Linked DNA regions of Mus musculus: region 2 is linked to region 1. Evidence: chromatin contacts called from ENCODE POLR2A ChIA-PET data. All regions are on one chromosome and are shown on one strand. The core of a region is the stretch at or near the end of the contact, and the rest is flanking DNA. Distances in the headings are between cores, read along the strand shown. Region 1 holds the start of Rnf122 (ring finger protein 122). Region 2 holds the start of Fut10 (fucosyltransferase 10).

What was found. ChIA-PET counts read pairs that join two places held with the same protein, here RNA polymerase II (POLR2A).
Region 2: POLR2A ChIA-PET joins it to region 1 with 17 read pairs in Patski. The contact joins the promoter of Fut10 here to the promoter of Rnf122 in region 1. POLR2A ChIA-PET finds 5 or more read pairs at or near these places in 3 of 5 experiments (Patski and embryonic stem cell).

The regions. Positions count from the first base shown.
Region 1 is chr8:31,108,485-31,115,142 of GRCm38, reverse strand. It overlaps Rnf122 (ring finger protein 122), which reads right to left and starts at 3,316. Exons shown (of 6, transcript NM_001368375.1): 1 at 2,971-3,316. The coding sequence starts at 2,995. It overlaps Gm40484 (a long non-coding RNA gene), which reads right to left. Exons shown (of 2, transcript XR_870300.1): 2 at 5,918-6,252.
Region 2 is chr8:31,182,760-31,189,690 of GRCm38, reverse strand. Fut10 (fucosyltransferase 10) reads right to left here and starts at 2,360. Exons shown (of 5, transcript NM_001012517.5): 1 at 2,229-2,360.

The DNA.
Region 1 (6,658 bases), core at 2,067-4,566:
GGAGCCTCCTTCGTCCTGCCATAGAAAAATCTGATGCTGAAAGAGGGCCAACATCCTCCCCACATTTGCCATGGCTCTTCTGTGTACCTTACATAAGCAGGACCCTGGTATCTACTGGGTCCTAAAGAACCACATATTTCTACTCTGTGAAGACAGGACTGTGGCAGCAGCTATTCTTGTGGAGGGTATATGCTTGTACCCTGTTAGGTATTTTGGTCCTAGTTTATCACCAGTCTTCTAAAATGCTTTCCCTGGGGGCCCTAAGGCTGGATCAGTGAATTTAGTTTTCTATGGAATATTTAAGGAAGCAGCTTCAAGAGTAAATGTTCAAGTCTGTGTTGTGTAACAATTTCCTCTGAGCTTAAGATCTCATTCTGCAGGAAGCGCCTTAAACAAAAAAGTAAACAAACAACACAAAGGGCTTCAGGAAGTCCCTGAAACTCACCAGATTCACTAGGCCCCTCACAACCAAAGCAAGCAACGAAAACTGAGAATCTGCTCTCGGGAAGGAAGTTGAGCTGCAAAGACCAGACCAGCTGCCTAGAAGTAGAAAAAAAAAAACGAGGTGCCTGGAAGAGAGTTAGACCAACTGAGGCTTCCAGAAAGTGCACTCTTCAACCTGCTGAGCTGCCTGCAGGCTGTGCAGTGCTTCCCAGCTGTGGGTTGCCCAGCTTTTGTGAGCTGTCACCCATGCTGGAGCAGGCCTTGATGATACAGCTCTCTGAGTCATTTCTAGTGGGATTCCTGTCTGAGGTGAATAGCCATTGCATTTTCCCATGAAAAGTTGTGTCACACAAAGGCTGACATCATAGTAGCTTATGCCTCCCATTCTCAGCATTCTGAGCTTTCTTAAGGGCATTGTGGGTGACAATGGAAACCTGTCCATAAAACTAAGCAAGAGATCTGTTTCTGTTGCAGTGTGATTACCTTTCATTCTATACTCTCAAGTACAGAATTGATTCGGATGTTATTATTATTTTAACTTCAGAGTATTTGTATATAGGGTGATGTGTCTCCAGGATACAGCTCAAGTCTAAACATGAAATTCATCCTGTTTCATGTACACCTCATTCATGCAGCCTGAAGAGAACTTTACACATTCTAAATATTTTGTGCATGAAGTTTTTTTTTTTTTTTTTTTTTTTTTTTTTTTTTTTTTTTTTTTGGTTTTTTGAGGCAGGGTTTCTCTGTGTAGCCCTGGCTGTCCTGGAACTCACTCTGTAGAGTGAGTTCTGGCCTGGAGCTCAGAAATTCGCCTGCCTCTGCCTCCCAAGTGCTGGAATTAAAGGCGTGCACCACCACACCCAGTCACGAAGCCAAGTTTAATGGTGTGAAATTTTCTCTTGTGACATGCTAGACTTCTAGAAATGTTGGACTTTATGAGATTGTATTGTCAATCGGAAATCAAAGAATGCTCATCCTAGGATATGAGGTCTCTAGACGTCCTTCAAGGGAGCAAAAGTGGGGTTCCATCCCCTCTGGAGTCATAACACAGGATCTGCCAGTCACTTTAATAAGTGCAAGATAAAGGGTGCTGAGCAGGTCAGTGATCGATCGAATATGTTTAATAGGAGCAAGCTCTGCGTTCCAACACCGCGGGGGTGGGGCAAAATAAAACTCTTTCAAAGGATGCTGCCCAGAAAGGTCCGGGTTACTGACAGCTTAGCTCTAGCTAAATCCCAGGTCCATTGTCTTCCGACCTGACACCAGAATGTCTCATCTCAGCTGGCAGTCTGCAAGCTGGAATGACGTCAGAGCGGGGCTGGCCAAGACCAGCGGATCTGGGAACTGCTTCTTTCCAGCCAAAGGGAATCTTTCCCAGATGCTGGGATACACCGTCAGGCCTCAACCCCCCATTCCCGCCCCTCCTCTCCATTACCAGCCTATCACACACAGCTTGGTTCATTTTCAGGAAATTAGATCCGACCAGCAAAAGGAGGAAGGAGGGGGGATGGGGGCTACTCATACACATGCGGCCCAAACCCTGCTTTAAAACAAAAGACTCTTGAAATAATTAGTCCAAGATCATGCAGAAGTCTACTTAAGAATGGATTTTTCACAAGCAACCAGACTGCCATACCAAAAAACTTAAAAAAAAAAAAGTTAGCTTCTTTCCACCTCGCCAACTTGCCTAGAAAAAGTGATCAAGATTTTGGGTACTTCTGGGGGAAGGGTGGGTGGTATTAACATCGAAGACTTGGCTCAGAAAGATCCAACAGGTAGCCTAGACAGGAAATCCAGACCCGCTTTCTAACCTGTAACACCTGAGCTGCCCCAAAGCCTCAGATGAACTAATTTAGCATCATCACGCGGTGGGGTGTGGGAAGCGGTTGGTGGTGGGTGGCTGGCTGTGCTGGAAGGTACCGTCACCACCTAGGCTGAAAGCAGACCCCAGGGTCTGGCCTTATTGCCAGAAAGCAAAGCTTTTGCCAGGCCAGCCCTGAGCTGGGGGCCCAGCTTTCTTTCTGCAAGGCTTTATCTATTCAGTAAAGCGACGCTCTTTTAATCCAGCGTCTGGCCCCTAGGAGCCAGTGAAAACCAACAAAGAAAAAGAAAGTCACCCCGCGCCTTGTCCCGCACGCTGCACTGTATACATATTTAAAATAGCCTGCAAAGTTTCAGAACCGGAACTTGAGCTCCCTCTAGGAGATCCTAGCCCGAGCGCGGATTTAATTCTCCAACCACCACAACAAAGAACAGAGTTTGAGAGCGCACAAAGGCAGGCGAAGGGGTAGAAGAGATGGACCGCCATACAAAGGCCGGGAAGACTCGGCTCACACGCCCCTGGCCCTCCACTCGCTTCCAGACCCCCTTTATTCCCAACAAAGTGAATGGGATCTTTCTAACTGCGCGCTGTGCAGAGCCCAGCAGGGCGCCAGGACGCCTTCTGGGCCGTCCCAGACACCGGGAAACTCGGCTCAGGACCTGAACCTGCGCGGTCCCTGTTCTCCCACCGGTCCAGGGACTCACCGTTACACCACTGGAATGGGTGCATCAATGAAGTCAAGGTCGGCTTCCGGGAGCAAACCGAGGCAAGGTGTTGGAGCTGGAGGGGCTGTGCACTGAGACCGCCGGGATGGAGATGCAACTCCCGGAGGAGTGGAGTCAAGGGTTACAGAGAGGCCGGTTTGCAGAGCAACAAAGAGGGCAGAGGAGGAAGCAAAGTCTTTTCGGAGCGAAGCCCTACCGAGGGCCCGGGCCGGGAGGGCAGCCGAGAGAGCCGGGATGCCCGGCCGAGAAGGCAGTAGCCAGGACACGAAGCCGGGCTTGGGTCCCACTGCGCTGAGCAGTGCGCGCTGGGATTCCGAAAACTGACACCGCACGGCTCACACCCCCCTCCCTAGGACTGCTCCCTCCCGGGAGCCCGCCCCCTTTTCGTCACCTGCCCTCCGGCCAATGGGAGCCTTTCTCCTGCCCTGGGGTATTATTTACAAGCCAGTTTACCCTCTGGACAGGGGAGCTTTTTTCTGGGTAGATTCCTACCCCGCCTCCTAGCCAGACCTGGGGAGTCCCTAGCCTGCAGAACGGCGTGAGAGGCGACGCCTGCAGGGGGCGAAGATCGCCGCCTCCTAGGACCCGGGCGGGGAGGGCTATGGTGGTGGAATGACACGAGGATTAGTGCCACTTTTGTTTTCCGCCTACAGATCCGTGTCTGTCTCGAATTTCTATAGCTCTGTAGAAGGCAGTCCTGGGAGTTGGTTCCACTTGTCCTTCGCCTTTAGACCTGGTTATGCGTGGCAGCTAGCGCATTCCCAGACCCACCGCGAAAGGAGAGAACTGAGGCAAAGAGGGCAAAGCAGATGAAACTCAAAACTCCATCTTCAAAGGGCTATTGTTCTCACATCACTTCAGGACAGAGCCTTCTTTTACAAACAAGAATAAGGCCTAAAGCTGAAGGCCATACCGTGCCAGGATTCCAATCTCCTAGACTGTGGCGAAAACCCGGAAACTGGCTTTGTCAATGGCCGGGACAGGGGTCTTGCTTCGGTGTTGAATGGACAGGGGATGAAGGGGGGGGGGGATCTCAAATCTCCATGTAGTATTATTTATTTTGGATGACATTGCATAGTTTATTTTATATGTTTATTATTTTGCTAATGGAAAGCTATTTGGTCCTAACTGACCTCCAACTCCAGAGATCTGCCCTCCTCTGTCTCCAGGGTGCTAGGATGAAAGGCCTGTGCCACCATACTCAGGCTTGTTTATGTATGCTTTTGTTTATCTTTCCACTTAAAAGAAAGTATTACCATCAGTGCATAGAGTATCATTGAAAGTACCCCGGTGCAAGGCGCCACAGCCACGTTCAGAAGCAGTGTGTTGAGTAGACCCACAAATAAGCAAGCAAAACGGCCTGCTCTTCCTTTGTCAGGACTTATCATCCCACTATTGATTTGTTGGAACTGAGTCTCTGGCCCCTGAGCGAGCTAATGCATGCGAATGAATGTTTTGCCATTTCCAAGCACAGTCGTTAAAGTATCAAATATCCTGACCTGCATCTCAGGGCTGCTGGAACAAATGCAATCTTCTTATCTCTGGGGATGGTCGGATAGTCTCCAAATCCAGAAGGCCTTTGTGGACGGTGATTGTGGTGTTTGCATATACACCGTACTTCCCTTAACATCAAGTTGCATACCCCCCACCCCCCAATATTTGTGTAACTTAACAATATGGAAGGCTCACTGTAGTTCATCAATTTAGTGGGGGCAGTGTCGTGTACAGATCAAATTTCTAGGTGTTGTTGTTATTGTTATGAAACAGGGGTTATTAACTATGTAGCCAGGCTAACCCCAAACATAGAGGTTTGACTACCTCTGTCTCTTGAGAGTTGTGTATGTGGCACCACCGCCTGGCTGTCTTAGTGGGATCACTGCAAAGGGTTTCTAAAGGCCTCTCGGATCCTCCCCTAAACCCCACCCCCTCCACTTTAGAGCCCCAGGGAGAAATGTGACATTTACTAACTCTGGAGCTTAAGCCCAGATATTGTTTTGTTTGTTTGTTTGTTTGGATGGTTTTGAGTTTTTGAGACAGGTTTTCTCTGTGCAGTCCTGGCTGGCCTCGAACTCACTCTGTAGATCAGGCTGGCCTCAAACTCAGAAATCCGCCTGCCTCCCAAGTGCTGGGATTAAAGGCGTGCTCCACCAAAGTGCTCCAGAGGCCAGGTCTACAGAGTGAGTTCCAGGACAGCTAGGACTGCACAAAGAAACCCTGTCTTGGGGGCGAAAAAGTGCTCCAGAACACTAGGCTGGCCTTGAACTCACAGAGATCCACCTACTTCTGATGTGCCTTGTTCCCTGTACCAACCCTGCAGCTGTGGAGAGAAATTAGTATGCTGATTTGATACTGATCAAGAATTCCTCTTCTCATGTATCCTTCTGATTCTTGCCTTTGCCTCTTCACTTCTCCTGGGTTGTGGTGCTTGCAGCTCTGTGTACCGTTCATAGCTCTTCAGCCAGCCGCTGCCTGTCTTCTGGATGCTTGCCTTCCCTGAGTGCTGGTCACCAGCCTGGCAGCTCTCAGCTTTTCTTGTACAAAAGTTCTGTTATGTTCTGTTTTGTTTTTAACTGAGGGGATGCCATCCGTGCCACTGCATGAGAGTTGTGGACGTCCTTCTCTCCTTCGAACAACATTTGAGTCCTGGGACTCAAACTCAGTTTGTGAGGCTTGGCAGCAAGCAAACTTATACTCCCTGAGTCATCTCAGTGTCTTCTTTTTTGACTGATTTTGTTTTAATCTTTCTGTGTGTGTGTTAGTGTGCATGTGTATTCGAAAGAGAAACAGAAAGTGTGTAAGTATGTGTGCATATGTGTGTGTATATGAAAAATTAGATATATGAGAGGGAGTGGATGTGTGGTGTGCATGTGTGTGTGTGTATGAGAGAGAGAGAGAAAGAGAGAGAGAATGTGTGTGTGTGTGTATGTGTGTGTGTGTGTAAGTGAGTTGGTGCACGAAAGTTTGTGTGTTGGGCTATTTAAGGCCAGGTGGGCTTCCAATTCCTTTTTTTGCCATCACCTCCGAATAGCCTGGGACTTGCTCTGTAAACCAGGCTGACCTTGAACTCACAGAGATCCACCTACCTCTGCCTCCCGAATTGGGATTGAGTGGGGCGGACCCACCGTGTCTGTGTAAATTAAACAGTTGTAAGACATCCATCTTTTCGGTGGGGGTGGTCATGGCGGACGCTGTGCATGAGTTGAGGCAGGAAGTATGTGGGAATCTTCTGAGGCTTCCTGTCTGTTTTGCTGTGACCTAAAACTACAAAGGGGGGGGGGGAGTAATCCTGATTGAAAAACAAGCTCCATATAATAAATAAATAATTAAAAAAAAAAGAAAAGAAAAAGAAAAACAAGCTCCAAGTGAGCATAGCTTTTCCTAGAGAGAGATGGGAATTTGTATTCACCATCCAGGTCAGGTGTTGATCCTATTTTCATTCTGTTGTGAAAGAGGCAAAAGCCTTTGAAGGGAAAGGTGACAGGAAGGGAGAAATTCCTTCACAACCCATTCCCCTTCAGGCTAAAATGAGCTTCCTTGGGAAAACACTGAGAAGGCAGGATAGCTACAGGTGCTCCTATAGACAGCAGGCAGAGCTGAGCATTGAATACCCCACATTGCACTCACAAGAACTGTGCTACCGCAGGACCATGTGTTCTATCTATAATTT
Region 2 (6,931 bases), core at 1,111-3,610, 76 kb before region 1:
TGTAGAATGATGAGAGTAAAATGCTGTGTTTCTTGGGACAATCCCACCTACATATAAAAGCACTTAAATATAGTCTGGGAAGGTTTTTGTGCTATGCCAGATTTATATATACATGAGTAACATTGGCCAAATTATCATCTTTTCCGTTATTTCCTAAGTATGATCCTAAGGAAGGGTTTTCTGAATGCTGTTTATAAGAAAAACACATGAAAGCTGCTTTATTTTTGTCCTTGAAGAATGCAGGATGAGCAGTAACGCAGTACCAATGGAGGCTCTGGTTCACTGTTAGACACTGCCATCTAGCAGGAAGCCAGCAGATGAGTTATTACAACCTCAGAATTTTGACACACCTTTTTGGTCATTTGATGCATTGCCTTTGGCTTAGAAGCAAAAGACAGGTTTCTGTTTTCTATTTTGCTGCTTTTTTCTTTTCTAAGGCAGGGTCTGGCTACATAGCCTAAGCTGGCCTCTAAATCACCTTCTCTTGCCTTGGTTTCCAGAATGAGCGCTAGAAATACAGGCCATTGAATAAGAAAGAACGAGAGAACGGAAGAAAGAAGGAAGGAAGGAAAGAAAGAAAGAAAGAAAGAAAGAAAGAAAGAAAGAAAGAAAGAAAGAAAGAAAGAAAAGAAAGAAAGAAAGAAAGAAAGAGAGAGAGAGAGAGAGAGAGAGAGAGAAAGGAAGGAGAGAAAGACAGAGAGACAGAGAGACAGACAGGAAGAAGTATGGTGGAGGAGAAGGTTTACTGGAGAGGTGATAGTGTGCACAGTAGATATGAGGGAGAGCATAGCCCAAGGCAGGGACAGCTGAGAGAGTCCAGAGTGGATATGACCAGTAGACTGAGGCAGGCCACGGGAGGGGGTGGGGAAGCAAGAAAAGGGAGGGCCAGGAGACCAAGAGCCAAAAATGGTGGGGGGGGCGCTGTCATAGCCAAAATGACAGAGTTATATAGGGCAGAGCAACGGAGGGAAGGACTGCTCACCGGAGAAGTTTAGGGTAGAAGGCTGGGTATGCCAGCCAGGAGGACCCTGTAACTTGTAGGGACTGAGAGATGCTGGGAGAACATGACTGCCAAGCTACACTTTGATATGTTAATAGGGACCTCTGTTAGTCCTTTATCACAGGTTTGAGACCTAACAGCAGTGGAGCACTACAGACATCTTGGAAAGCATTTGAGAGGCAGCTCTAACCCTGAAACTGAGTATTCCGTTTGTTGCTAGCTGGAACACTCAGTGTTCAACAATGGGGTTGATTATTCGATGCAGAAACCAAGTCAGGCCCTACCTGAAAAGAACGCCATCTGAGAGTATCATGGAGCAAAGGGAAGCAAGATTCTAGTTTGTAGTATAATCTCTTCAGCAAGCCCGTGCGAGAAGTGGTGCATCTCATCTGAAGGAAGGAAGGCTGAATTTGAAGGCATTACGGTCCTGAGCATCAGCTAGCCTTATTCCAAATTGAACCTATCCGAGTTGGATGCACTGCACAAAACAAGTCAGTCTTCATCAATTATTCTAAGCGCTGTTTCAGGGCATCATATCAGTGCTTAGGAGGTAATCTATTAGAGCTGTTATGTTAAGAAAAAGACATTTTCTGTAAGATGTCCTATCAGTTAATGAATCCTGGAAAATCCCAATCAAATGTCATTTTAAAATCACAATATCTGTATCTTGTAATACGAAATGAGTCGTATTTTGAGTATCCTAATTGGGTGCAAAAAGCCTAAGACTTGTGTGTGGATAATCAAAACCCGTTCTTCCGGAGTCTCTTCCAAAGTATCTACTAAATGCACAATGTATCCACCTCAGGAAAGTCAAAACTGCTACTCGCTGGGCACAAGTTCAATCAACAAGTGTTTCAAGGGAGCAGCACCCAGGTGCGAGCCGCAATTCTCAGCACAGCAGGGCCTTGAGACTTTTGCCTGGGGCCTTGGGAAGGAAGCAGAGTTGCTGCCCCAGCTCTGCGCTAAATCAGACCCTCGGGGTACCGCGCTCCTCCCGGTTCCACGAGCCCAGGGCTCCGGGACCACGTGCTCCCTGCTGTGCTCTCAGCGGCCAGATAGGCTTGCGCCCCAGTTTCTGGTTCCAGAAAGCCGTGCTTAGGGTTTCTAGGATCCCACCCCCACCTCCTCCCAGCGGAGTCAGATGCTCCGCCAGGGCCCAGCAAAGTGTCTCGTCTTACACTCCGCTTCTGCACAGCGCCCCAGTCTCCACCGGCAGCAGGAGACTCACCTTAGGCATCAGGGCAGCAAAACAAGTCCCCAGCACTGTACCTCAACAATCCTCCAACAATCCTCGGGGGGATGCGGGACGCTCTACCCACTCCCCAGAGTCCTCACTTTCTATTTACGCGCCTGAGCTCTTGCGAAGACCCGGAGAAGACTCGATGGAATGGCAGGCGCAGCTCCCGGATCATCCCGCCGAAGTCAGCCTGCGAGATCCTAGATCCACGTTTTCGTGGATGCGGTGTTTAAAAGCTAGCGGTCCCGGCTTCAAAACACTTTGGACAGCCCCTTATTGGTACCTCTCCCGGCTATTGGCTCAGGAACGCATCAGGTCCTGGAAATTCTGGAAAGTACTCTATAAGAGCCCCTCTTGAAAGGAAGGGTACTGATGTCCTTTTAAGTCATAGGAGACTACGCTCACGAGCCAGGAGGAATGAAGCACAAAGTCAATTCCCAATTTTGTTAAACCAAGGCTCCCAGCAGGGGATTGCTTTGGTCTCAGTGTCTTAGACTGGCTTGTCTGCTGCAACTTCCCGGTGACCATGGGGCTGGGATACCTTGGTGACTAAGTCAGACCTCACTAATGAGATTCGACCTCTCATGCAAATGTAGGGGCACCCAGTTCCAAATACTATCAGTGTACATATTCAGATCATAACAGGTATGTTAGCCACGGCTAAGTGGAGAAAAACAGCATCTGAGATTGATTTCAATTTTTTATTTGGTTGGTTGGTTGAGTTGGGAGTTTTGAGACAGTTTCTTGAGACAGGGTTTCATGACAATGTAGCCCTGGCTGTTCTGAAGCCCTCTCTGTAGCTGGCCTCCAACTCAGAATGCCCTTGCCTTTATTTTATATAGTATCTCACTATGTAGCCCAGGCTGGTCCTCAACTCTTTATCCTTCTATCTCAGTCTCCTGAGTAGTGCTGGGATTAAAGGAATGCACTGCCTGGCTTGAAGTGAGCTGTCTTGGTTTCTTTGGGGGAGTGGAATTATTGGTTATTGGTTTTTGTTTGTTTGCTTGCTTTTTTTTTTTTTTTTTTTTTTGGACAAAGCCACTGTGGCACTGTGACACTGACCTGACCTTGGGACAATGTGGTGCACAATGGCTGGAGAAAAGAACAACAGTAATACTGCATTTATTTACCCAAATTAGTTACTGTAAGCTCTCTCAATACAGACTCATCGGTCGTTCCTGAGGCTGAAAGGTGGACAGTCAGAAAGTGTGTGACTGATCCTTAGGAAAACAAAATTTGTGCAGCTGAGAAATGACCTTATAATATTTGCTGTCTATAGTGCTGAGTATTAAATCCACAGGCATTGTGCTAAGCAGTTCCCGTACCCAGGCCTAAAGAATGTGCTTTACTCTAACAGGAATCTCAAATTTGAAGGGGTTTTATTATTATTATTATTATTATTATTATTATTATTATTATTATTAAAGTAATAAGAAGTTGGACCCGGTTGTTTTGAGGCATGCCTACAATCCCAGCACTCAAGTAGAGTGAGATAGAAGGCTAATGAGTTCGAGGCTAGCCTGGGCTACACAGAGGGACACTTCTAAACTACTTTTGAAAGTATACTGGTTGGTTTTGTTTGTTTGTTTGTTGGCCAACTTGGCACAAACTAGATTCAATTGGAAGGGTGAACCTTAACTAAGAAGATGTCTCCATCATATTGACCTGTAAACAAGTATGGGCCGGGGCGACATTTTCTTGGCTAAAGACTGATTTGGAAAGGCCCAGTATACTGTGGGATGTGCCACACACCATGTCTAAGAAGTTAGTCCTGGGAAGTACCAGAAAGGTAGCCAGAAGAGGAAGCCAGGAAGCAGAGTTCTCTCATGGCTTTTCCTTTAGGTCCTGTCTCAAGTTCCTGCCCTAACTTCTCTTCTAATGGACTATCAACTGTAAGGTGATAAAAACCTCTCCTCCCCAAGTTGTTTTTGCTCTTGTTGTTTTATCAGAACATCAGAAAGCATACTAGGACAAAAAGAGAGAAAACTGTTGTAACAGGCTGTAGAATATTCATGAGGCTTCATGCCGTTATGAAGTATGCACTAAAACTCTCCCCTCTAGCAACTTCCTGTACACTGAACTTTTATACCCGCTAGATCTGAGACCGAACTGTAACTGCACCCAATGGTATCCTTTAGCCTTGGGGGGGGGGGTGCAGGCAGATAGAACTTATTAAAACTAGGGGAAAAAACAAGTTCCAAAATGTGTCAGACTATAAATAAACCTAATCTGTTCTCCAGGATCTCCAGCCAGGAAAAGAGCCAGGGGTGAGGTTAGAAGACCCTTTGTACATGGCAGGTCTTTTCAGTTAAACAAAAAGCCAGAAGATGATAAGCATGTCGTCCCTACTCCACAGCAGCTTGGCATGCCCAAGGTAATACATCACAAATCTAGATAGAGAATTTTGTCGGGGGAGGTATGTACCCCGCTTCTGTCCAATGAGGTTTAAAATGAAGAGGCTGCAGAGACAGGAGCCTCACAGTGTTGTGTTGTGTTGTGTTTCTTTTGTTTTACATTTCACATAGTAAAAAATGCACCCAGCTTGGGTTTATAGGGACTGAAATTAAGTGCTGAAGAGAGAAAGAGAGGAGAGAGAGAGAATGAATCTCCACTATCCATGATGGAGCAGTACTAAGGCCCCTAGTGAAATGCCTCCCGGGACACCAGGCTGCTGGAGCAGGAATCACCCAGGAAGATTCAGACAGCAAGTATTTGGGGAGCACAGTTGGGGAAGTAGCCAAACTAGCATTAGAAAATAGATGAGGGGTCGGTCATCCCCCAGTAATTGCACAGAGCCTAATAAATAAATCATAGTTTGAGTCTCATTCATTTGAAGCTAGACAGGGATCAGCATAATTCATACTATTTTCCTGGGTTATTTACTAACCACACAATGGCAGACCCATGCTTGCAGTAGATGGCCAAAACAAACTGAACTCACTGGATTTTTTTTGTTGTTGTTATGGAATGGTTTGTATATGCTTGGCTCAGAGAGTGGCATGATTAGAAGGTATAGCCCTGTTGGAGTAGGTGTGTCACTGTGGGTGTGGGCTGTAAGGCTATCATCCTAACTGCCAGGAAGTCAGTATTCTGCTAGCAGCCTTCAGATGAAGATGTAGAACTCTTGGCTCCTCCAGCATCATGCCTGCCTGGATGCTGCCATGTTCCTGCCTTGAAGATAATGGACTAAATCTCTGAACTTGTAAGCCAGCCCCAATTAAATGTTGTCCTTATAAGAGTTGCCTTGGAATGGATACAGAAAATGTGGTACATTTACACAATGGAATACTACTCAGCTATTAAAAAGTATGAGTTTATGAAATTCCTAGGCAAATGGATGGACCTGGAGGGCATCATCCTGAGTGAGGTATCCCAATCACAAAAGAGCTCACATGATATGTACTCACTGATAAGTGGATATTAGCCCAGATACTTAGAATACCCAAGATATAAGATACAATTTGTGAAACACATGAAACTCAAGAAGAACGAAAACCAAAGTGTGGACACATTGCCCCTTCTTAGAATTGGGAACAAAACACCCATGGAAGGAGTTACAGAGACAAAGTTTGGAGCTGAGATGAAAGGATGGACCATCTAGAGACTGCCATATCCGGGGATCCATCCCATAATCAGCCTCCAAACGCTGACACCATTGCATACACTAGCAAGATTTTGCTGAAAGGACCCTGATACAGCTGTCTCTTGTGAGACTATGCCGGGGCCTAGCAAACACAGAAGTGGATGCTCACAGTCAGCTATTGGATGGATCACAGGGTCCCCAATGGAGGAGCCAGAGAAAGTACCCAAGGAGCTAAAGGGATCTGCAACCCTATAGGTGGAACAACAATATGAACTAACCAGTACCCCCGGGAGCTCGTGTCTCTAGCTTCATATGTACCAGAAGATGGCCTAGTCAGCCATCAGTGGAAAGAGAGGCCCATTGGTCATGCAAACTTTATATGCCTCAGTACAGGGGAACACCAGGGCCAAGAAGTGGGAGTGGGTGGGTAGAGGAGTGGTGGGGGGGAGGGTATGGGGGACTTGAAATGTAAATGAAGAACATACCTAAAAAAAAAAAAAAGAGTTGCCTTGGTCATGGCATCTGTTCACAGCAGTAAAGCCATAACTAAGACACTTTACAATGCTTTTGCTTATAGATGATATTTTCTGATTTCATTTTTATGGGTTTTCTGTGTGTGTGTGTCTTAGAGTTTGTATGTGTTTCTTATGCTTTCTCTTTTGGCTCTTCACACACACACACACTTGTTCATTTTATCCTACTCTGGTTGGTTTGTTTTTATTTTATATTTTTACTATTATTTAATATTATTATTATTTTAGATGCCTGTTTGCATTCAAAGAGAAGAGAGAAAATGTGTGGATTGGATGGGTAGGAAAGGAGGGAGAGGCTGAGAGAAAACCATAATCAGAATATGTTGCATGAAAAATATTTATTTTTAATTTGAAAAAAAAAAAACAAATATCAAAACAGATAGATGGATGAACGGAACATGGTGTTCACATAGAGTGGAATACTTTGTAGTCTCATCTTGTGGCCCAGGCTGGCCTTGAACTCACTGTGCTTCCCAAGAGGGTCTCAAACTGTAGCTCCTCCCACTTTCGTCTTAAAGTCCTCAGCTTCCAGGTGTATACCATCAGGCATCGGGCCCAGCTATCATGTATATTTTTGA